4 separate regions of the Homo sapiens genome follow, and all the other regions are linked to region 1. Evidence: chromatin loops called from intact Hi-C (ENCODE). Cell type or tissue: IMR-90. All regions are shown on one strand. Links, peaks and the distances in the headings refer to the core of each region. The heading gives the core; the rest is flanking DNA.

The links. Peaks named below come from ENCODE experiments on the same cell type or tissue, not always from the same donor. Only the 100,000 strongest peaks of a DNase experiment are listed, where the experiment ranks them.
Region 2: it touches region 1 in a loop (3-fold over the local background); 8 of 110 quality-filtered maps call a loop at or near these places.
Region 3: a loop joins it to region 1, with 3 times the contacts of the local background. A loop is called at or near these places in 2 of 110 quality-filtered maps.
Region 4: it touches region 1 in a loop (2.7-fold over the local background); 3 of 110 quality-filtered maps call a loop at or near these places.

The regions. Positions count from the first base shown.
Region 1 is chr3:64,148,374-64,154,537 of GRCh38, reverse strand. PRICKLE2 (prickle planar cell polarity protein 2) reads left to right here. Exons shown (of 8, transcript NM_198859.4): 6 at 1,170-1,356. Among named protein-coding and RNA genes, the nearest start is that of PRICKLE2-AS3, 36 kb to the left of the region's middle. RefSeq lists a silencer at 3,291-3,585. In IMR-90, for the core only: no CTCF peak of the experiment used is centred there; DNase peaks (open chromatin) are centred at 2,237 and 3,457; H3K27ac peaks cover 2,486 bases.
Region 2 is chr3:64,396,786-64,402,949 of GRCh38, reverse strand. No RefSeq gene overlaps it. Among named protein-coding and RNA genes, the nearest start is that of PRICKLE2-DT, 45 kb to the left of the region's middle. In IMR-90, for the core only: a CTCF peak has its summit at 3,576 (motif pointing right); a DNase peak (open chromatin) is centred at 3,589.
Region 3 is chr3:64,481,887-64,488,050 of GRCh38, reverse strand. It overlaps LOC105377123 (a long non-coding RNA gene), which reads left to right. Exons shown (of 8, transcript XR_940913.3): 3 at 796-925. Among named protein-coding and RNA genes, the nearest start is that of PRICKLE2-DT, 40 kb to the right of the region's middle. In IMR-90, for the core only: a CTCF peak has its summit at 3,452 (motif pointing right); a DNase peak (open chromatin) is centred at 3,490.
Region 4 is chr3:64,348,581-64,354,744 of GRCh38, reverse strand. No RefSeq gene overlaps it. Among named protein-coding and RNA genes, the nearest start is that of PRICKLE2-DT, 94 kb to the left of the region's middle. In IMR-90, for the core only: no CTCF peak of the experiment used is centred there; DNase peaks (open chromatin) are centred at 1,274 and 3,504; H3K4me3 peaks cover 379 bases; H3K27ac peaks cover 1,616 bases.

The DNA of each region.
Region 1 (6,164 bases), core at 766-5,765:
GTTTCACCCTGTCACCCAGGCTAGAGTGCAGTGGCACGATCTCAGCTCACTGCAAGCTCCGCCTCCCAGGTTCACGCCATTCTCCTGCCTCAGCCTCCCAAGTAGCTGGGACTGCAGGTGCCCGCCACCACACCTGGCTATTTTTTTTTTTTTTGTATTTTTAATAGAGACAGGGTTTCACTGTGTTAGCCAGGATAGTCTCAATCTCCTGACTTTGTGATCCACCCACCTCGGCCTCCCAAAGTGCTGGGATTATAGGTGTGAGCCACCGCACCCAGCCTTGAGTTAATTTTTATGTATGATGTAAGGTAGGGGTTTGAATTCATTATTTTACATGAGGCTCTCCTGTTGTCCCAGCTCTGTTTGTTGAGAAAACTATTCTTTTCCCCATGGAATGGTCTTGGCCTCCTTTTCAACAATTAATTGACCATGTATGTATGAGTTTAAATCTGGATACCTATTCATCTATATGCCCAGCCTTATGCCAGTGCCATGCTGGCTTGATTACTGTAGCTTTATAGTAAATTTTGAAATCTGTGCTTTGAAATTTTAAAAACTCTATATTGGGGGAAAATGCAAACACTTGTGAGGGCCTGGCAGGTGCTGTAAATGAAGGTGACTTATTTTAAGGCAATAGGGAAGGGTGAAGAATATGACAAACTGGAGAACTTGCCACTCATTGGAAAGCAGCAGCCTCTCTTCTTAGCTCTAGTTTATTACTGCCATGTAGGAATGTGCACTGAGCATTGCAAATGTTGTGTTTTCAAAAGATAAACCAGGATTACAAGTGTTAATATGATATTTTCCATTTAAAAAAATAATATGGCCAGGCCAAATGAAGCAGATATGTATGTCCAATGTGCCTGTGAGCTGTCAGTTTTTGATCCTGCCTTATATTCTCCAGGGTAGAACATTCTTTCTCTTATTAAATGTGGTTAAGTTAATTACTGGCTAGGCCAGAAATCATGTTTAATTATGCTTTAGGTAAATCCATGTATAGGAACTGATATACATACAGAATAAACATATCCATATGGATTTTTGTTTAATTATTTGTGAGTAGGATCTGCTTTCTTACCCTTCTAGTTCAAGGACCCCATAGCTTTCTTCCTTTAAAATATGTTCTGGATGGGTTTTACACACTGACCATTTGGCTTCCCCATCTCCAGATCATCTTTGCAGATGAATGCACAGAAGCTGAGGGGCGACACTGGCACATGAAACACTTTTGCTGCTTCGAGTGTGAGACAGTGCTGGGCGGCCAGCGCTACATCATGAAGGAGGGAAGACCCTACTGTTGCCACTGCTTCGAGTCCTTGTATGCAGAATATTGTGACACCTGTGCCCAACATATAGGTGAGGCAATATTTGGCAGTCAGCTTGGTCCTTCTGTGATGCGGTCACCTTTGTTTTGGGTGTAGTTAAAGTATCTTTGATTGCAAGTGTTAGAAACCCAACTCATGCTAACTTAACTGAAAAAGGGAATTTCTTGATTCATGACACTAGAAAGGCCAAGAAGTATACTAGCTTCAGATAGGGGTGGATCAAGGGTTCAGACAAAACCGATTTTTTTCTCTGTATCTCAGCTTAATTTGCCTTCTGTTAACATCATTTGGGAGAAGCTGTCTTCACCTAATGGTCGAGATGACTCACTAGTGATACTAGTCTTAGTATTTGCATTCTCAAAAGGAGAGGAACTGTGTCTCTTCCAGTTTTCAGGTCAGTTCTTCCAAATAAGAATCTTTTCAGCCTTGCTTTGGTCAAGGGCCCACCTCCAAGTGGGGACTATGTGCCATACAGTCCCACAACCGAGGCTCAGGGCAGTGGGGGAAGCTCAGAAGGAAAATCTAAACAGATATCTTCCATAGCCTCCTTGGGACAAGTTGGGGATTTGCAGAGGAGGAACCAAAGTGGTCTCTTGGTGGAGAGGGATTGTCAAGGAAACCCAGTGGCTTCTGGCAAGTATGTCTTTAAAAAAAAAAAAATAGCAAAAGCTACTCCAGCCAAATGCAAAGCAAATGAACTTCAAATAGTCCATAAACTATTAACTCCCCCAATAAGTGGCAGATCTGAGATGGTGAAAATCATTTTCCCTCTGCAAATACCCAATTTGTTCAACCCTTTAACGCTGTTCCAGATCATACTGCATTGTGGCTTCTTCATTCAACTTGCCTTTTCTGGCACCTTGGGAAGGAGCCAACCTTGGAGGGAATAAAAAAGTTGGCAGTGGCTGAATGTCTGTGAGATCACAGCCAGATCATCCAGTGGCTTGTGCAATCCCAAGAAGTCTGTTCAGAAGCTGCCGATTTCTTACCTAGAGTGAGGAGATACAGAGATAATCCATTTTGGAGCCCATTTTGCCCCACTTAAAAGGTTTTATCAGGACCAAAAAAAGTGGCTTTGTTTTCTTGGTTCATAAGAAGTGATGTATTCAAATAAAAAAATTAGCTAGTATTTGGAGAGCTCTGTGTGCTGATAAAAACCCTGGCTTTGTGGACAAGACAGCTAGCGTGTGCTCAACGGTGCTTTGTCATTGGGCATTCTTGTCCCACATGCTCAGGCCTGGGCTTAAGCTCTGCTGTGAAGACCTCTGTTCAGCTGCATTTCCTTCTGGGGGCTTAGGTGATGGCAAATTTCCCATCCCCTAACCCCTAAAAACCTCACCCCTCTCACAGCCTGTTGCTTCAACTCAGTACCCAGGAGCTTTCATGTCTCACAAGATCAAAGTAGTCAAACAGATAAACCTTCTTTTTGCTAAGAGTTAGGAAATGCGAAGATCAGTTGTGACAAGTGACAAGACGTGTGTGGAAGGGGAGAGGTAGGACAGTGTCAGGGAAAATGGTGCAATGTCTTGACTCAGTATTGCCCAACCGAGGATTCAAGTCTGCAAGTGCACACTTGCTCAGATGAGAGGGGCCATGTGTGCAGAATACCAGCCCATGGCAACAATACCCCTTCCCATCCATATTTCTGTTTTTCCTGTTTCTGTCCTTGGAGGCTAAGAGCCTCTCCAGAAACTGCCACTTAGAATTTTTGCTCAGTACTTGGCAGAGAGAAAAAATCTCTCTGTTGCTGCAGCATGTACACCTCAGATGGCCCCTCGGTTTTCTTCTCTTTCTTTCGCCCTTTGGCTGCCCAGCACATTTATTGGCATTCTCTCCTCCTTTCCTATTAAATCCATTAAAGGGTGTCAGTGTTTTATCAGAAAAGGTGACCATGGTGGCCTGCAGTATTATTGCTGCTGTAGTTAAAATGCTGTCCCTAATGTTTGTTTTAAATCCACTTTTTTACCAAACATAATTTTCCTGTGACAGTGAAAGAGCACACTCTATATAGCATGCATACCTCAGTCACTGGGTGCTTTACCTCTGACCATACTGTACAAATATTCCATATTTATACAGCCGCTCAGAGCAGGCCCTGCGTCAGGCAGCCGTTGCTAGGGCAACGGTACTTTTGCCTGTGCACAGCAGAGTAAACAGTCCTATAAACAGACCGAGGCTGTGGCAGCAGTAGACACACACACCCTCCAAGAAGTACTTAAAGGGCTTAGAGAAGGAATAAAAAAAGAACGCTTAGATGTCGAACAGCAGAGCCCTTTTCCAGATGTTTAGAGTTCAGGAGCAGTTCAGAGGACCATCTGACATCGATGTTTATCGGGGACCACGTTCTGCTGCCTGCCAGGCCGCTTTATGATATGCCTCCCCTCCACTCTCCCAAACTGAGCCCTTCCTTCCATGAGGCCCCCATCCCGAGGAACTAGGCCCTTGCTGCTGCATCTGAGCATGTGTGCTTGCCAAAGCTTGGAGAAGCAGCTGGTGGCAGACAGACCAGAGGGACTGGACTTCCTGTGTACCTCTAACAGGGAGTGGGGATAGCCGCAGCTGCTCTGGATGCTGTGCTGATTAGAGCTCACCAAAGGACCCAGGGATGCCATCATGAGCTCTCTGCACTCTTGGCATTTGAGAAAGGGAGTGAGAAGAAGGAGGAGGAAGAAGGAGGGTGGGAGAGGGCAGGAGAGACAGAGCAGCCTCCTAGTTATTTCTTGGAATGCATCTGGGCAGTGACCCTCAGCGAAGAGAGAGGCAGGCTTTCAGACCTAACGCAATAAAAGAAGAGTGGTCAGTAGGCCCAGTTCTCAGCACTCCATGCATGTTAACTCCATTACCAAGTACTATGATTATCCCCATTGTACTGATGGGGAGACCAAAACAAAGAGAAATGAAGCAATTTGCCTAGGGTCACACAGCTGGAATGCAGCAGAGTCAAGATTTGAACCCAAGCAGATGGCCGTCAGCATCTTTACAACCAGCTGCTGTGGGATGGAGCTGGGATTTGAACCTGTGTTCATCAGAGTCCTGAAGGCTTATGCTTAACTACTACAGAGTCCCATGTCCCTGTGATGTCTGCCTCAGCTTTCTCCCAAGGGTCTGGGGAGGAAGTGTCCACGGCGCTCGGGGTTGTCTGTTTCTAGCCCCGCCCCAGCTGGTTATTTCTCACTCTGCTGGGGAGCACTGGTGCTGTAAGAGATGGAGTTGATCCGTCTCAAAAAAAAAAAAAAAAAAAAAGATGGAGTTGATTCAGTTGATTCACACAGTTTCCTGTCTCCCACTTGGGGTGACCCTTGTGGCTGCTCCTATCCCTATAAAAAAAAATCCCCTCTTAGTCTCTAAGGCCAGGTTTCAAAATGAAAAGAGAACCCCATAGTTTGGGAAAGAGCTAATACGAGAAGAATTGCCCTCATTCCTCTCTCCCTGGGCTCCATTGACACAAAAGTGAGTCAGGGAGGAGAAAGGTAGGCTGCTTGGGCCGGTGGCCTTTTGTTCTTGCAATTCTCTTCTTCTCCCTAATTTCTGGTTCATTGCCTCTTTAGACAAGTCTCCAGAAGTTCTTCCTTGAAAGTCCAGGCTCAGGAACTCTCAGCCACTGAAGATAAAGGCCACATTAGTCCCTTTTTCTGGGAAGCCGTGTATCATTACGCATCAGGAGAATGCAGGGGTCCTGGTCCACCCTACAGTCATAGCTTGAGGCTATATTCCCAGCAGGCTCTCCCCACGGGAAGGGGCCCCAGCAGCTCCCAGTTTCCATTCTGCCAGTTTTACTGCTGCTATAAAAAGAGCCTGCTGTGTGACTGCCTTAGCAAAAGTCCTGCCTTAGAAAAAGCAATGAGAGGTGTTGGCTTAGTGCAGGTCACTTGCCCACCCCTGAATCAGTCCCTGGGTGCCAGGAGAGCAGATTTTTTTTGCTGGCCTATGTTGGGCCCCAGATCAGCTTTTGCCCCACCCAAAGCTCACGGCCTGAAGATGGCAGGGAAATGGTGTCCCACAGGGAGAGGAAGTCCTATAACCAGAAGAGGGCAGAGATGATGAGAAGGCAGAACCCCTGGGGCTGTGGGAGGCTCCCTTAGTACGCAGTGTGGCCAGGCTATATAAACCTGGCGCAGGCCTGTCACAGGGAGGAATCGTACCTCTTCCTTCCCTGATGAAATTAAGCAAAGGGTACTTACGCTCCCAGAGGGGCAGTAGCTTTGGCAATACCGTGTCTAGGTTTTTCTTTACCGAAAGCAGATTTTTCCTTAACAAGAGTTGAAATCCACATTTTTATTTCCCACTAAGTCTGTTGAGACTGCTTTAACGGAATAGCACAGACTGGGTGGCCTCTGAGTAACAGAAATGTATTGCTGACAGTTCTGAAAGCTGGGAAGTTCAAACTCAAGGCACCAGCAAATGCAGTGTCTGCTGAGGGCCTGTTTTTTGTTTCCTGGATGATACTTTCTGGCAGAGTCATCATATAGTGGAAGGAGCAAACAGGCTCCCTTGGGCCTCTGTTATAAGGGCACTAATCTCATTCATGAGGTATCCACTCTCATGACCTAGTCACCTCCCAAAAAGCTCCATCTCCTAATGCCATCACTTTAGGATTTAGGTGTTAAACTTAGGAGTTCTGAAGAAAACATTCACCATAGCATCCACTGAGTTGCTGCTGTGACTTACCCATTGGAATAGCATATGCTAGTAATGGGATTCACTCGATCTATCTACACACAAAGAGCCCTGTCATACACCAGGCCATGTTCCAGGTCCTGGAGATGCTGTAGAAACTCAATGAGTCTGTCCTCATAGAGCTTCACTTTTAGCGGGGGAGAGAAATAATAAACAGATGCA
Region 2 (6,164 bases), core at 786-5,785, 250 kb before region 1:
TCTTCACACCAAAAGAAATGTTAATTATAATATTGCAAATAGTAGAACTATATAGTTTTACACTCTCTTATAATACTTCTTTAAATTGCATTTTCACTTTCGATTGGCCAGTTCTTAATAAATGGATCTCATTTAAGTTCATAGGGGTTTTCATAAATAGACTTCAGTAGTATTTATTAGGTATCCATTATTAAGCATCATTAGTTAAGTTTCACTTATTAAGCACCATTGGCTGGACATGGTGGCTCATGCCTGTAATCCCAGCACTTTGGGAGGCTAAGGCAGGCTGATAGATTGAGCCCAGGAGTTCGAGACCAGCCCGGGCAACATGGCAAAACCTGATCTTTACAAAAAATATAAAATTAGCCAGGTGTAGTGTCACACACCTGTAGTCCCAACTACTTGGGAGAATGAGGCAGGAGGATCACTTGAACCTGGGAGGCAGAGGTTGCAGTGATCCAAGACCACACCATTACATTCCAGCCTGAGCAACTGAGCGAGATCCTGGCTCTCTCTCCATATATATAATTTTTTTAAAGCACTATTAAAACAGAAGTGCCCCCTGAACATGTACATGTGGCCCATCCAGGAATAAGAATAACGTTGTATTTTCCTGGCTCTTTACAGTTTTTAAAATTTTACATATATTATTTTATGATACAAACACCTCTGAATTTTTTGGGTTTGCTTTTTGTTTTTAAAATTACCACTTTCAAAAGATGAAACCAAAGCTCAGAAGGGTGAGTGGCTTGTTCAACATAACTGGTACGTGGCAGAGCCAGGATAAGAATCCAGTTCTGACTCTGAAACCTGAGCTCTTGCCCCTGCCCTGACTGGTGTCTCCATACTGCAACTCAAGTCCATGTCGAGAAGCACAGCAACATGCAATTTTCTGGGCACCTTCCATAACCAAGTAATGTATACATTACTTCATTTAATCTTCTCTATCACTCTGTGAAATAAGTAAGAGTCCCATTTTGTGGATGAAGAAATGGGCTGATAGAGGCTAAGTGTCTTGCACAAGGTCAAAAATTATTCAGTTGTAGACTTTAGATTTATTTCAATAGCCTGTGTTCCACATTGCCTTTTAAAACAAAATTATAACTGTGTGCTATATGCTCTGCTTGCTGAGGTAGGCAAGGCTATAAAATATCTGGAACAATTACAAGTAAAAATGATTAAAGGTGGATTTCAAAAAGATAATCTGCAAATATTTGAAAAACTCACACATCTATTGGAGTTCAGCGACCAAAATAACTGAATATGAAGACTCAGCTCATTTGTTTTTCTTTGCTTGAGGAGAGGGGACTTAACTTGCTATTAGAGCCAGTGACTAGGCAAAGATCCAGAGAGCTTGTATAGAAGCTGGGTGGGAATGAGATGGAGAAAGAAGCTGCACTGCATCTCCTATCACTATCTTCTACTCTGCCGTAATGGCATCAGTTCACCCTCTTCTACTCTAGGAAACTTCTGGAATTTGGGTCCTGTATCAGTTAGCTATTGCCATTGTAAGGATGTGTAACAACTAATCTCAGAATCTCAGTGGTGTGCAAAACTAGGCACTTATTTCTCACTTGTGAGTTTGTGGATTGGCCGAGTGGCTGTGCTTCTCACATCTTTCATCCTCTTCCTGGGACCACCCAGGGTGTGCTCACCTTCTGGCAGGGATGGAGGCACAAGAGAGCAAGCTGGGAAACATGAGGCCTCCAAAGGCCTAAATTTGGAACTGGCACGTTGTCATTTCCACCCATTTGCTGTTGGCCAAAGCAAGTCATGAGGCCAAGTCAAAGGTGAGGAAGGAGTGGTAGTTATACTCCATGAATGATAGCCACGATGAGTAAAGGTGTGGATGCAGGGAGGTGTGAAAATTGGGACCAGTATTGCAATCTACTACAGGTTCCAATAACATGTATTTTGGAATTCATCCTTTTATATCAGCGCCTTTCCATTTTTGAGTTCATGGGCCCTTTTGTGAACCTGTTGGAAGTTCTGCACATGCTCAAACAAGTGTAGTCTACACCTAATTTAGCTTTCAGTTTTCAGGGAGTCTCTTAAGTTAAACCACAAGGCCCAAGTTAAGATATCCTGTACGGGAGTGCTGCCCTGCATGGTGCACTGTCTTCTCCAGGAGCAGGAAGGTAAGACAACAGGTGCTGTTTCTGCCCCTTCTCAAAACCTTCTGCTCTGCTGATTCCAAATGCTCAAACATGTTCAAATGCAAACACTCGGATTGGATGGGATCTTTTCTTTTCTCCAACATGAAGATAGCTTTATCAACATTTTTGACTATTGAAGAAAGTTTCTGCAAAGGTAATGGATAAGCAAGTGCTGCTCTGTTATAATATTTTTGTTGGATCACTTTAACAAAATGTGAAGATTAAGTGTTGTGAAGTGCATTCATCTCCATTCATTCAATGTAAAGAATAATGATGCCTGTTTTTGTTTTTGTTCCTGTGTTTTTCTTTCTTTCTTTTTTTTTTTTTTTTTTTGAGACAGAGTCTCACTCTGTCACCCAGGCTGGAGTGCAGTGGTGCAATCTTAGCTCACTGCAACCTCTGCCTCCCCATTCAAACTATTCTCCTGCCTCAGCCTCCCAGGTAGCTGGGATTATAGTCACCAGCCACCATATCCGGCTCATTTTTTTTGTATTTTTAGTAGAGACAGGGTTTTGCCACGTTGGCCAGGCTGGTCTCGAACTCCTGAGCTCAAGTGATCCACCCGGCTCAGCCTCCCAAAGTCCTGGGATTAAGGCATGAGCCACCATGCCTGGCCATTAAATGTGCTTTAAACACTCTCTTCTTCTAAGAAGTCATAGTCATATTAAATAATCATTTTTATAAATGTCTTTAAACCCTATGTAATTTCCCAAAATTATTTTGGATGTTTTTCTGATCTGTGAAGTCTCAAACTCTGAGAACCACTGATGTAGACTAACTCTCCTTCTGGAGCTGGAATCTTGAGATTTCTCTCCGTCCCTAAGGAATCATCCAGAATCTGTTTGATTACCTTGAGAGATGGAAGCTCATAATCATTGGTCAGCTGTGACCACTGGATCATTCTTTCTTATGTCAGTCTGAAATCCTCCCCTGGGTCGCTGCACCATAAGAGACATCAGAACAGCAGAGTTATCTTTAAGAATTTTCCAACCACTTTTAAATATGGGAAGAGGAGCAGACTTATTTTCATATGCCTATGGCTGTTTCCTTAAGCCTACCACTCTGGTATTTTGTAACAAGTTGCTATCTCTCTGAAATTTAGGGATGCTTCATGGGGCTGATTAGCCTTTATTCTACTTGTGAGCCCTTAACTGGCCTCAAGGTTGAGACAGCAGGGATGTGTGTGTCAGTCTGTAGCAACATCTCCTCTATCTCAGCTGCACCCCTAGAATTCTTCATTTGGTTGAGAACCCTTAGGGTTGCCCTTTTCCATTTCAGTGGGGACAGTGCTGGAAGAACAAGTCAGTGTCCTCCACTGGCACAGGTTCTTCCAGACTCTTGGACTCAGATCCCCTGCCTGCCCCAGGTCTCCAAACCAACACCTACTGCACTAATGAAAATTCACAGTAGAGGGCAGTCTCTCATGCATAACAAGGCTTCCTTTGTGGAGATGTGTATTTAATTGAAGAACTGATAGAAAAGTTTCTTTAATTAGGCTGACTTCATAAAGGGGAGACAAATCCCTTGCCATCCTAGAAGCCATCTTTTGTCTGTAGGAAAGGCCATTTTGTTTTTGAACAGGAGATTTCCCTCTTCTTATTTCCCCACTGTTGGGTCTCATTTGTGAAGTTCAAAGATAGAAGGGGGTTAATTTTAGAGTAGCCTTTCTGATTTTTTTTAAACCAAATATGCATGGTGGTAGGAACATTTGAACACACTGCAGCAAGACTTGCTGATTTCTCAATCTTTTTTTTTTTTTTGAGATGGAGTCTCTGTTGCTCTGTTGCCCAGGCCGGGGTGCAGTGGCATGATCTCAGCTCACTGCAACCTCTGCCTCCTAGGTTCAAGTGATTCTCCTGCCTCAGCCTCCCAAGTAGCTGGGACTACAGGCATGCACCACCACGCCCGGCTAATTTTTGTATTTTTAGTAGAGATGGGGTTTCACCATGTTGGCCAGGTTGGTCTTGAACTCCTGACCTCAGGTGAGCCACCCACCTCGGCCTCCCAAAGTGCTGGGATTATAGGCGTAAGCCACTGCGCCCGGCCTTCTCTGACAATCTTAACAGCTTCCCTGACTACAAAGGATAAGCCTGGAGAGGATTATTAATGCCAAACATCTGTTTTGCTTTTTATGGTCAGGCTTGTGCTGAGTCTGTCTGACACAATATTTAATAGTCACAGAAACCCTACAAGGGAGATCAGCTTGTGGTTATCATTTACAGATGGGGAGACTAAGATAGTGATATTGAGAAATTTGCTGTGTGACCATGAGCAAGATACTGGACTTCTCTGGGCCTTACCTTGTTTATCTGTAAAACAAAGACATTGAGATTAAATAGCTTCCACCATCCCCATTTTCTCTAGGCTTGGGACAAAATAAAATCAAAAACACTAAAGCCAGACTTACCATGGCAGTGGGATTGTCTGGGGGTGGAGGTGTTGATGTTATTGACAAGGAAGCAGGCCCATGCTTTTGTCATTGGTTTAAAATTCCTTGAGCCGAGCCTATGGCATGTTGGAAACCCAGCACTGGCTTGGTTTAACATCCATAAATGTTAAGACGCTGAGCCTCATCCAATTTTAGCAGTAACCTGCTTCAGTTCCCTAGGAATGTTAAAATGGGAACTGCGTTAGTGGCTCTGAAAGCCTGGCCACTGAGCGTATGCTTCTGCTCTTCCATGAAATGCAGAGGCGAATTGTGAATGTACTGAATTATACCAAGGAGATTAATTTCATTTTGTTCTTCCCAATAAAACTCACCAAAATGACCTGACTTGTCCCTTATTCTTAAAAAATTTCCAAAAAGGAAACAAAAGAACTTTTGGTGGTCAGTCTTGTTAGATGGAAGTTTTATTCTCCCAGGCATGAACCAACTGTCAGAAGACTTATTCTGAGCAGGTTTCTAATCTTTTTATATTCTCTCATACATCCCCAGCCTGGCCCTGGATGCTGGGTGCTGTTTAGCAGAAGTGGGATAGAGGCAGGAGTGAGAAAGCCATGCTTTCTGAAATACCAGTGAGTATACCTAGGTTGCGTCTGAACTCATCACTGATCCACACAGGTTATATATAACATGGCGGTGGGTGATTATTTAATGATTTGGGGGGGTTTACAAATCATATGACTAGAAGGAATCATTTTAAAGAGAGCAAAAAAATGATATGAGTGAGAGGTTTTTTATTGGTTGCTATATTAAGCCATACCATATGAAATTGCTCTTTGGTAGGGAAGGTCTGAGCTGGGGAAAATAAATTCAGGAATCATCAGCATATTGATGGTATTTAAATCTGTGAATGAGATCATTTAAGGAGAGAATGGAGCTAGCACTGAGGGCCGGCTCAAAGCCTGAGGCTCTGCAATGTTTAGAAGATTTACAGAGGAGGAGGAACGGCTAAGGAATTAGAGCAGGGGAAAATGTGTCCTTGGTTAAATATTCTGCTGGGGAGGTTTAACACACACACACACACACACACACACACACACACACACACGCGCGCGCGCACACCCCTACACACAGTTAGAGGTCCTGGTTCCAGCGTTTCTTTTTATGAGTGAATCCTCCCCTCCCAGATAACCTTGCCTGGCAAAGATGCTATTTTGTGAGAGGAAGCAGCAGGAGCTGTTAAGCTGAGATGATGATTCATTATCTGTTAATGGTTTCCCCCTGTGGTTTTTCTCTGTCCTTCAACCCCCTACCCCTTTTAGTGGAGTTTTCTTTGTGCTAGAAAATTCATCTCTGTAAAATCTCCAGAATTCTTAAGTCTTCTGGACTTTTCTTGACCCATGGAACATGGAAACTTCTACACTAATCCGCAACCAGTGACAGTTAAGCTATGCCTGATTTGTGGCTGTTTGTGATGGTTAATTTTATGTGTCATCTTGGCTGGGCCTTGAGGTGCCCGGATATTTGGTCCTATATTATTCTGGGTGCTCCTGGATGAGATGAACATGTAAATCAGTGGACTTGAGTGAAGCAGATCGCCCTCCACCATGTAGGTAGGCCTCATC
Region 3 (6,164 bases), core at 731-5,730, 330 kb before region 1:
CATAGAATTATTGGGAAGATTCAATGAGATAATTTATATCAAGTGTTGAATACAGCCCTGGATATTATTATAATTGTGTCAAATTTTTATTACTAGTGTCTTCAAAATCTCAACCAGATAAAGAATAGAGCTGACCTCACCTCATATTCATTCATCCCTTTATTTGATATCCCAAAGGACTCTCCCTAGGACTATGCAAACCTTTGGATGCTCGATAAATGTTTGCTTAATTGGAGAAATTCTAAAATATCTAGAATTGACTTCAAGGTAGACTTTGTTAACAACACCAAAATGGTGGATAGAGACATCTTCCTTTCTTAGCCAGGCCTGGACTTGAGCAAATTTTACGTTTAACCTCTTCTTCTTTCCCCTGCCCTTCTCTAAACCTTCAGCCTCCTCTGCAGGAACATTGGAGACCCGTCATTACCTCTGTATGATCTGAATTTAAGATCAAGGTGGCCCTTCTCCTGGTTGCATTTGAAGTCTTCTCTATAATTGTGATAATTATTTTATCAGTGAGAGGAGATGTCTGGGGGCAGTGGGGCAGGGGTGGGCGGGTGGGGGGACGCAGAAGCTCATCAGACTCTCAGGAAATGAGACTGGTTGGCTGTGAGACAGCTTTGGCCACTAGGTTCTATTTCGAAGCTTTTTTTTTTTTTTTTTTTTTTTTTTTTTTTTTTTTTTTGCCGTTAAGTATGACCATGTCGCTGAGTTCTGGCCAGTACATGTGGGTGGAAATGACATGCACCACTTCCAGGCCTGACCCATCTCATGCTCCTCCTTCCCCTTCCCTAGCCACAATGGGAGGCCACCTGCTAGACATGGAAGAGCCACCGGATGGAAGAAGCCTGGGTCTCTGAAATACTGCTTGGAGTAGACTACTCTGCCTGCAAACTAGGAGCACTGATTTTGGACTTTTTGGGAGGTGAAAGAGAAATTTTTATTACGTGAAGCCATTGAGTTTGGGGAGGAGACTGGTTATCTGCTACAGCATCTAGAATGTTACCTTAACCAGCACAGTAAGGAGGCGGGGCACTGCAAAAGAACGTTGAATGAGATACTCTCTGTGCTGTGTGCGAAAGCTTGGGCAGGCTGTGCAGGAAGTTGGGCTGGGTTCAGATCCTGCCTTGCCATTTCCTGCCTGTGCTATTCTTCCAAAGGCTCTGAGCCAGCAATTTTAAAAGTCTTAAAAGTTGAGACACCCATCATTGCCTGATCACTCTCTTCTGAAGAGGTTCTGGGAGAATCAGACCTAGAAAGTAGGTCAAGGGTTCTTTGATTTCAGCTCTGTTTTAATATTTTTACCTTGGCTACGAGTTTAGAGCAAAATAAAAAAATGCCCTGCGGGAACAGCTTTTCCAGTTCTCCTTTTGCTGCCTCTTTTTTCCTTCCTTCCATATCTTAGGATGAATGTGGATACAGGCAGCCTGAATTCATGGCCAGCTCTGCCATTTTGATGTGTGTGACCTCAGCCAAGTGTCCCGGCCTTTCTAGGTCTCCATTTCCACATGTGTAAATTGAAGAGAATATGACCTTACCTTGCCCGGTTATGTGAATTAAAGATGTAATATTAAAAGATGAGCACACAGGAAGCCCTCGGGGGATATAACAGAAGCAGGACAGGGCTCCCACTTCTATTAGTACTATTACTTCTAACCTTTACTCCCTGATTCGTGCTTCTCTTCAACCCTTCATTCAGTAACCATTTATTGGGTACCTACTATGTCCCAGGGAGTGAACAAGAAGGCAAAGTTTCTGCCCTCTTAAAGTTTGTCTTCTGGCAGAGAGGTAAATGTATTTTAAGTGAACAGAAATAACATAATTGCAAATTGTAATAGATAAAGGAAATAAACAGTTTGCTGAGATAGAGAACAAGGGCTGAGGGGAAGGTGAGACATATGTTGAATGTGACATTCAGGGAAGGTCTCCCTGAGGCGGTTACATTTCTATGAGCCCTGAAGACTGAGAGACAATCAGACAGCAGAAGAGCTAAAGGGGGCACCATCTGAGCAGAGAAAGGCTCTTTCAAAGGTCTTCAGGTGACCACCTGCGGTGGTCAAGAGGCAGATAGGAGGCCAGTGAGTGGTTAGCAGAGGGTGTGAGAGGCCAGGAGCTAGGAACCCAACAGGACTTCTAGATTGATAGGTCTCACCCTGCCTGACAGGCCATGGTACAGAAGGTGAATTTTTAAAATATACATATATAAGTGTAATAAGTCATTTAAACAGGAGTTTCATGGTCCACCTTATATTTTTACAACAGTAGTTCTCAAAGTGTGAACCTCAGCCCAGGAGGGTCACCTGGGAATTTGTGAGGCATGGAAATTCGCAGGTCCACTTCTGGCCTGATGAATCACAGGCTCTGGGAGTGGAACTCAGCGGTCTGTATTTTAACAAGCCCTCCAGGAGATGCTGCTACTGCTGGTCTGAACTGGAAGCTCAGTGATTCTCAATCCTGGATGCACAAAAGAATCATCTAACTTTGGGAGGCCAAAGCAGGTAGATCGCTTGAGGTCAGGAGTTTGAGACCAGCCTGAGCAACATGGTGAAACCCCATCTCTACTAAAAATACAAAAAATTAGCTGGGTGTGGTGGCACACACATAGTCCCAGCTACTTGGGAGGCTGAGGCCAGAGAATCGCTAGAACCTGGGAGGTTGAGGTTGCAGTGAGCCGAGATGGCACCACTACACTCCAGCCTGGGTGACAGAGCAAGACTCTGTCTCGAAAAATAAAAATAAAAAGAATCATCCAGGAGCTTTCATGAGCTACGAATGTTGAGAGACCTTCTACCCACTACCCCTAGATTCTGATTTAATTAGTCAGGGTTTGGCCCCTGGGTGTTGGTAGGTCTTGAATGTTCCCCAAGGCATTCCATAGCTACAGCAGGTAGGACCACAGCTCTAGCTGCTGCGTGAAGAATAGACAACAGGGGGAAGGGAGGAGATGCAAGAAGATCAGGAGGCTAATGCAGTGGTCCAGGTGAGGGATGATGGTGGCAGAGAATATGAAGGGGCTTAGACAGATTTTAAATATATTTCACAGAGAAAAACCCAACAGGACTTTTAGATTGATAGGATATGGGGTGGAGAGGTGGGACTTATATTCAGCATCAGATCGAAGGGAATGCCAGCCATAATAGTAAAGACCCTGTGCTTTTAGATAGCCTGCAGCTAGAAGACCCTGGCAACATAGCCTAACGTTGAGCACAGGGCCCCAAAGAAGTCCATCTTCTCTATCTGCCTGGCAACAAAGAAGATTTCAGCAAACTTAGCAAGATCTAAGCTTATCCTAAGTTCTCAGAGGAGCCACAATGTGAAAGGGACTTTACGAAAAAAAAATCTGAATACTCAGCTAGGATGTTCCTGTTTTACAGCCCAGTCTCCTGGGAACACTCTGGGCACTGGCCCTTCTGGGGAGAACAGGGGACTGGATGGTATATCCAGGAGTGACCAGCAGGTGGCATGCCAGACTCAGAAATGTGTATTGCAGGGAGCAAGGCAACTCTTGCTGTTTGCTGCTTAAACAGAAGAAAAGGATTCACTCCGGAAGTAATACTCATGTGTGCCATGTACTAAATGGCTACTGTGTGCCAGATACTGTGCCAAGTGCTTATGTGTATATTCTCATTTAATCCTCATAGCTCTACAAGGTGAGCTCCACCACTGTACATATATTCAGAGATCTAAGTGGCTTGGGCAATGTCACTGACATGGTCATTGGCAGAACCAGCCTTGGTCCTCTAGCCTGTCTGACCCCATGGCCACTTTTCCTGTCAAAAGGGCCAGGATCCCCAGCGGCTCTTTCTTGTCCACAGTGGTGCTCTCACTCACACTTGGGGGTAATGCCCTTGGAAGGTGGGGCCATCAGAATTATCAAAGCCTTTAAAGTCAAACGCCCTGGGCTTTGCCGCTCACTTGCTGTGCGATGGTAAGAAAGCTACTTGGCCTCTCTATCCTCAGGTTTCCTCATCTCTAAAATGGGGTGAGGCTGGGCCCAATGGCTCACTCTTGTAATCCCAGCACTTTGGGAGGCTGAGGCAGAAGGACTGCTCGAAGCCCGGAGTTCGATACTAGCCTGGGCAACAAAGTGAGACCACGGCGCTACAAAAAAAAAAAAAAAAAAATTAAAATGCGTTGAGACGTGAGGCAGTGAGCTGTGGTGAGATGATCTTATGTAACTGACCCAGAATCTTGCTTGCTTGGCCCAGAGGAGTGCTCAATGAATGGCAGCTTTTCTGCTTAAAATGATTTCACAGGAGGTAGAGACAACTCTGAAAGGTCTAAAACTGTGCTATCCAATGGTGCTCTCTGCAGTGATAGAAATGCTCTATAACTGTGCTGTCCAGCAGCATAGTCATAACCACATGTGGCTATTGAGTGCTTAATACATAGCTAGTGCAACTGAGAGATTGAATTTTAAATTTTACTTAATTACAATAAATGTAAATTTCAATAACCATATGTGGCCAGTGGCTACCGTATTGGACAGTGCAAGTCTAAAATGTGTCTGCGCTCACAGTCTGTGTGTCCTTTACAGCCCCTTGGGTATGAAACAAAATAAGTTATGTTCAACATTTGGATCCTGGCATATAGCAGGCACCCAGTAAATTTGAGTTAGTCAGAAATGGGAGAGAAAGGAAAATCAGTAAGTGAAGCCAAAGCAATGTTTTACATTTAACAAATTGTGTAAAATTGTAGAACTGGACTCTCAGACTTCTCCAGCAAAATCTTCCAGAGTTCAGTAACCATGGGGGACTGACTGGGGCAGGTTGTTAGTTTTTTACCCTTTCAAGCCAGAATTCTCTAAATATTTCTTCAGCCTGTATTCGATGGGGACAGAGAACAAATGTGTTCAAGTGAATAACGTGTGTGTTCAATACAAATTCCTTTCATCTATTCACTGACTAAAGAACACTTCCTCCTTTTCTGTGCCCCCTCTTCAAATTTTTTTTTGCAATTTCACAAATCAGACAACTGCTTAGAAAGTTTATTCTCTCTCTCTCTCTCTCTCTTTTGTTTTGTGTGTTTGTTTTTTGAGACAGGGTCTCACTCTGTTGCCGAGGCTGGAGTGCAATGGTGAGATCTCAGCTCACTGCAGCCTCAACTTTCTGGAGCTCAGATGATCCTCCACCTCATCCTCCCAAGTAGCTGGGACTATAGGCATGTACCACCACACCCAGACTATTTTTGTGTTTTTTCTGTAGAGACAAGGTTTCACATGTTGCCCAGGTGGGTCTCAAGCTTCTGGGACCAAGTTACTTGCTTGTCTTGGCCTCCCAAAGTGCTGGGATTACAGACATGAGCCAGCATGCTGCGCCAAAAGATTTTAAAGGTTCAAAGTATAAATAACAAAACAACTGGCCCCCCAGGAAGCAGCACTATATCATGCATTTCTCACTTCCAAAATTTTATCTATCCAGATTTTGTTTTTAAGTGATGGTCAGTTGGCAATTCTTGCATGTTCCATAGTTGAATCTTGCAGTTTATAAAAGCTAGTGGCAAACATTTTCTCCAGAGGTAGGTCTGCATTGGCTGACACTGCCATTTGCTTCTATCTGAAGATAATTTCTAGTCAATATTGGGACCAATTTGCATTCCACCTGTGGTTTAAGAAAAATCTGAGTTAATAGACATCTTATTTCCAAAGTATCCCAGTGATGTGTAGTGGTCCTTGTGGACTGGCCCCCTGGGCTGCTGGTCCATTTCCTAACCTGGCTCTGACCCAGTTAAGACCAAGCCCCTCTCCTCCAGAGCATCCTGTTCTGGCCACAGGGCGGACATTCTTACCTATACCAGGCAGAACCTTTCTTACCTGTACAGGGCAGAGCCATTCGTTGCTCCTCACCATTCTGAAGACTTGTACTCTATCTGGGTGCCCTAGCTACCAACATGAAGTAGCGGTGATCACAGCTCCTTGAACAAGACCTATGGCTCTGACAACAAACAGCCCCATGAAAGGAGCTGCTTTTGCTTTTTGTATTTTTAACTTTTCCCTTCACTATACCTCAAAGCCCTCTAGGAACATAGAGAATCCTCTGCCAGAATGACATGTTCTTCTGTCTTTTATGGCTCTTAGATTCTTTTTTTTAAATTTTATTATTATAATACTTTAAGTTTTAGGGTACATGTGCATAACGTGCAGGTTTGTTACGTATGTATACATG
Region 4 (6,164 bases), core at 581-5,580, 200 kb before region 1:
AAATTGGATTCAAGTTTTGGCTCTGCTACTTATGAGCTGTGTGACCTTGAGCAAATTAATGAACATTTCCGAGCCTCAGTTTTCCCATCAGTAAAATGGAATAGTAATGCCTAACTCACAGAGTTGTGAGCATTTTTGTAAAGCACTTAGCCAGTTGCCTAGCATATGTGAATTATCAATAAATGGTTAGATACATGTATCTGATGGGGCTATCCTTAGCGAAGAACGCAGAGGTGGTCTCTGCACGACTGAACAAAAATTTCAGATGGCTGTAGGGTTTTGAGTGTTGGTTGTAATAATGAGTCATCAGGCATTCTTTGATTCTTTGATTGTTGTGATAGACAGAGGCATGAAGCACCCAGCCACAGGTCTGGAGGAACTCTGCAAACGGCTGTCTGTGTTCTTCTTTCTTCTTTCAGCCCATCTTTGCTTCGTGTGGTCAGCACCCCAAAGTCATTCATTAAATTATGAATTCCTTTACATATTCCTCTGGTCATGCCAAAGCTCTTCTGTTGTGCTAGAAGCTAGGGCAGTACTTTTTTAAAAAAACGGAATAACCCCAAACATATTTGAATTCTATCTTATGGATTTCGTTTTATAAAATTATGATTTTCCAAGTCTTATTTATTTGGGTCAGGTAAATATGTTTACTTTCAGAAAGGAGCCTATCTCTCTGACACATCCTTCAATGTGTTATAGGCATATGTCTAGGCATAGCTTAGATAATCTTTCACGTTTGACTTATTGGGATTATAGTTCCATTATTTTCATCAGTATGGAGGTAGTAATAAATACCTATTCATAGGTGACTCTCAGATTATACATCTGTGCCGTGTTTGTAGAAAGCAGGAGAGGCTAGGGATTTGAATATAAATTCTGTAGTTAGGCTATCTGAGGTCACATCTCAGCTCTATACTTAATAGCTTTGTGACAACAGCAAGTTTCTTAACCCTCTGAGTCTCAGTTTCTACATCTGTAAAATGAGGAAAATAATTTAAGTCTCCCTTGAGATTGTTATAAGGATTGTTATAAGGATAAAATAAGTTAGTGTTGTAGCCTCTTACTTTGCAAATATATGCCAACCCCAATTGTAACAAAATGGTATTTGTGTATTAAACATAGAAAAAGTACAGTAAAAACATGGTATTATGATCTCATGAGACCACTACTGAACATGTGAACTGTCATCCGAAATGGCGTTTATGCAGCTCATGACTGTAGTTTGCAACAGATGTTGTACAGCTTGCAAAGCCTAAAACATTTTCTTCCTGGCCCCTTACCAGAAAGGGCTGATTCTGGTTGTTGGTAAATTAAAGGTAGAGTTTGACATGGGAACGTGAGTCTAGTCTTAACTCTGCCACCAAACTCGCTTATTTCCTCAGCCTGTTTACTTTACACTTGGTTTCAGTTTTCTAATCTGTATATGTCATAGGATTACTTTAAGAACCTAAAGAAACTATGGCAAGGCACTGAAAAGAATCTGAGTTTATGATACGTTGCTAAGCGGGGGAAACCTAGCCTATACAACAGTAGGTGCCATTTGAAACCATTCTTTGTTTTAACATGTTTCTGGAAAAATTAATAGAAAAATATATCAACTAAAATCTTAAGACAGGGGATGCAGGGGTAGTGGGATTATGGATGATTTTTCTGTGATTTAGTTCTCTGTCTTTGGTATTTTTTCTGAGTTTTATGCATTGACATATAATTAGAGAAGTTATTTTGGAGTAATAAAAGAAGTTATTTTAGAGTAATAAGAACATGATATAAAGAGAGAAGGAGCAGGAATAACCTAATTTAACAATGTCTTAGGCCTTTTTAGCCCCGGTTCTATGTTGTGCTGAAAAGAAAGAAAAGATTCCATGCCAGAGAGTGTCTCATGCAAACCACATCCCAGTGTTTTAAGTGCCACCTGGCAACAGAGAGACATACTGTTCTTTTCATAATTTTTCAGTCTTGGCACTTGAGCCTGGCATCACCTATGTGGCTTTGGAGATTGTGCTGAGTATTTGTGACTTCCTTAGAACCCCACAGAGCTCTCAGATGTTGTAGGACCTCTGTGCTCAGCAATAAGCAACAGACACACCCATTCCTGCTTGTAAAACTGCTTCCCACCAGTTCCGCTTTTTAAGAATATCCATCTAGGACTTACGAACAGGACTGCCAGGTCCCCACAACCATTGGCTTTGAACATTGGATGTCCATCCATAGGGGTGTTGCATAGAGAGCTGAAAGTAGAGGTGGAATGGGCTGGTCTAACCGAGACTTCCCCACTGGTAGGCATGCCTGATCTTGGAGAGAAGGAATTCCAGTTATGGGAGACACCTCACTCAGTCTTGGACTTATCACTCCCATGCAGGCAGCCTGCTCAGTCTGTCAGGAGCCACCCTTTGTATGAGTGTGTTGTTTTGGAGCCTCCAAGATGAATGTGGTTTATACAATTCCTCCTTTGTTCTCCAGGGTCTGGGCAGACCAAATGTTCTCCAGAAGGCATCTCAGCAGGTGTCCTTGGATGTGTGTGCTTTATTTAGGCTTCCTCAAGCTATAGAACTTAATGGACAGCCTAGCTAGAAAATGCAGCAGCCAAAAAAGAAAATTCAAGAACAGTGAGTGTTGTTCAACTCCATTAGAGGGAAACTCATTCGCCATCATGTATCCTCAGTTCACACTGTGTTTTTGATCCCAGGATAAAAGACAGTCAGAGGCAATATAACTCAGTGATTAAGCACTCAGGCCAGAGTCAAGTGTACCAGCCTTTTAGTCCTGGTGCTGTCACAAACTGGCTGAATGCCCCTGGGCATGGTCCTTGGCGTTGGTACGCTTTTATTTCCTCATTGGTAACAGGAAGATTTTTAAAAGTACCTACTTCATGACACTGGGACAATAATGAGGTGTTGTGATGTGATGCTTGGCATAGTATGTGGCACACGGTAATCAGGAGTTCAGTGTTGGTCTATTAGGACATCTTTGGCACATTTAGCCCTTAGAACAGTTGCAGAGGTTGCATGTATCAGTCATCTGTCTGAACATTGTATGCTTTCTAAGTTTAAAAAACTGTCATGCCCAAAGTTGAACTTGGGTACACCTTACAGTTTTTTTTCTTTCTGTTTACCAGTAAAATCTTTCTCAAACCCAAAGTTCCTGCTATTCTCCTATTTTATCAATAGGACAATAATAATAATACCAACAGCAGCAGCAAATACTTAAAATCATGCATTGTACTAAGTATTTTACTCATTTCATGATCACATTAACCCTATGAAGTTCAAACTTTTATCCCCATTTGGTAGATTAAGAAAAGGAGGTAAAACGAGTTTAGTTAACTTGCCGAAGGTTATACAGCTAATAAATTATGGAGTCAGAATTGAAACCCAGACTGTCTGGTTCTGGACCCCTGACTCTTAACCACTAGGTGAAGAATTTCCCAAGTAGCAATCTTTTTATCCTTTCCACAGTTGAATCTAGCCTGCCCCTTTAAGAAGACAGAGACAGTAATAGTTGAGCATATTCAAAGCAAGGTTTCACTCTGGCCTTGGAAGGAAATGAATCATGCTTATTCCTTGAATGCTTTTTTTTTTTTTTTTTTTTTAAGGCAGAGTTTCACTCTTGTTGCCCAGGCTGGAGTGCAATGGTGCAATCTCGGCTCACCACAACCTCCACCTCCCGGATTCAAGCAATTCTCCTGCCTCAGCCTCCCAAGTAGCTGGGATTACAGGCATGCACCACCACGCCTGCCTAATTTTGTATATTTAGTAGAGACGGGGTTTCTCCGTGTTGGTCAGGCTGGTCTTGAACTCCTGACCTCAGGTGATCTGCCCACCTTAGCCTCCCAAAGTGCTGGGATTACAGGCATGAGCCACCATGCCCAGCTTTTTTTTTTTTTTTCCTTTTCTTTTCCTTTTTTTTTTTTTTTTTTTTTTAAGTTTCACTAGCTTTGTGAAATGCCAAACAAAATGAATCAGATAGATCCTTTGGTAGGAAAGTAAACTCTCTCTACGTAGCTCAAGAGAAAAATTAATTGAGTTATTGAGAATAAATATCTTTCTGTACCTAAATCTTTGTGCTTCTATTTCTTGGTCTATCAATGATGAAGGCTTTCAATGGAGAATTTCCTAAGGCAAGGTTCCTCAATCTCAGCACTTTTGACCTTTTTGACTGGAGAATTCCTTGTTGTGGGGCCCCTCCTGTACATTGCAGGATGTTTAGAGCATCCCTGGCTTCTAACCTCTAGGTGCCAGTAGCACCACCCACTTTCCTCATGCAACACCCAAACATATCTTCAGATGTCCCTAAATGTCTCCTGGGGTGCAAAATTGCCCCTGGTTGAGAACCACCATATTAACGTCCCACTAGTTCTCTTTTGGAACTTGGGTCCTGACGCTTCCATAGCAGGCCATTGTGACCTTGGGCATCTCATAACCCCTCTCAGCTTTGGTTTCCTCATCTGCATTCAGAAGGGCATGCTAGTCCCTTCCTGTAGGATGAGTGAGAGAACGAAATGAGAAAGCCTAATTAAATTACGGTGGATGTTACATATAAGTATAGATATTTTACAGTTCATTTCCTTCCAGCTCCAAAATTCAACAATTCTAATCATAATTATAGTTCTTAGTTTCACTCCAGATGCTAACATATGTATGTGATAAATCAATTTATGTTTCTATAGAAGACAACTCCTGGGAATGAAATTGCGAGTAATTTTTCTCCTTTTTCTTTTTTTTTTTTTTTTTTTTGCTGAATTTATATATTCCTTTCTTTTTCTTCTAACAATTACAGAAAAGTCCTTCATATTATTTAGTATGAAGGATTGCTTCAAAGATCAAGGCCAACTCCTTTGAATATCCACTAGCAGTCGAGGAGGAAATGAGTTTAAATAAGCTCCTGGGATTTAAGTTAGATATAAGAAGGAACTTTCACACAAAGCTATCAAACAGTGAGAGTTCATTGCCAGGGCAGATGAGAGAATCGCCTTTCTTGGAGACTGGTAAAACCTAGAAAGCCGTTCATCTGGAACGGTCTGGAGTAAGACTTCTAAATTTGGGAAGCATTCTAAACCTTGCCCTTTTACCCTTGAATAATCTGTGAAGCTCCAATCCCTCTCAGCTTCTAAGAAAGATTCTGGAACAATTTGATGAGTGTGTTTTGTTCTTCCTTGGTGGTTTTACCCCTCTTCCCCCTCCCCGTCGTCACATGCTAAAAGCAGAATCTGAGAAACAGTTGGCTGAATTTTAGCACCTAAGACCTCGACAAAGGCAAAAACAAAAGCAAGAAATAATGATTCCTTAGTTGTCACCAATTAAATGTATTTTGAATGTAATTTTTTAATTACTGGAGACCTGGCCAGGCAGAGATTCATGGTTCTTCAACAGCAGAGCACACCTGAATCACCCCTGCAGCTTCTTAAAAAAAGATGAGTACTTGTGCCCTAACTCTGGATTTCGAATTCAGGAAGCCTGAGGAGGTGCCAGGTAACTGTGCCAAACACACACACACACACACGCACACACACACACACACACATACAGTTCTCATCTCAGACCTGACACTTCAAAGCATGGACTTTGAAGTATCTCTCTCCATCTGTGAAATGATGATAATGATAGTACCAACCACACAGAGCTGTTGAGATGGTGGCATAATTCAAACCTTGTGCTTAGCACAGAGCCCAGCGTAGATGCGGCTTCAGTTTCCATTAGCTGATGTTGCCATTTTCATCGTCGCCACCTCTGTCCTAGAAACCTTGGGCTGTTCTTGACTCCTTGTTTTGTCTATTTCTTCCTAATTATCCAATCTACTGGCCAAATCCAGATGATTTCAAATTTTCTTCAGTTTTTCTATAGCCTACCCCTCCTTTTTTGTATTCTCACCTCTCTGGCTCATGCCACTATCCATCTTGCCTAGACAACAATCAGCCTCTTCACTGATCTTGTTGCTTCTCCCCTTCCTGACTTTTCTCCGAGGTGCAGCCAGAGTGATTTTTTTTTATTGTGTTTTATTTTTTTGAGACAGAGTCTCACTCTGTTTCCCAGGCTGGAGTGCAGTGGCATGATCTCGGCTCACTGCAACCTCCGCCTCCCGGGTTTAAGTGATTCTTCTGCCTCAGCCTCCAAAGTAGCTGGGACTACAGGCACGCACCACCACGCCCGGCTAATTTTTGTATTTTT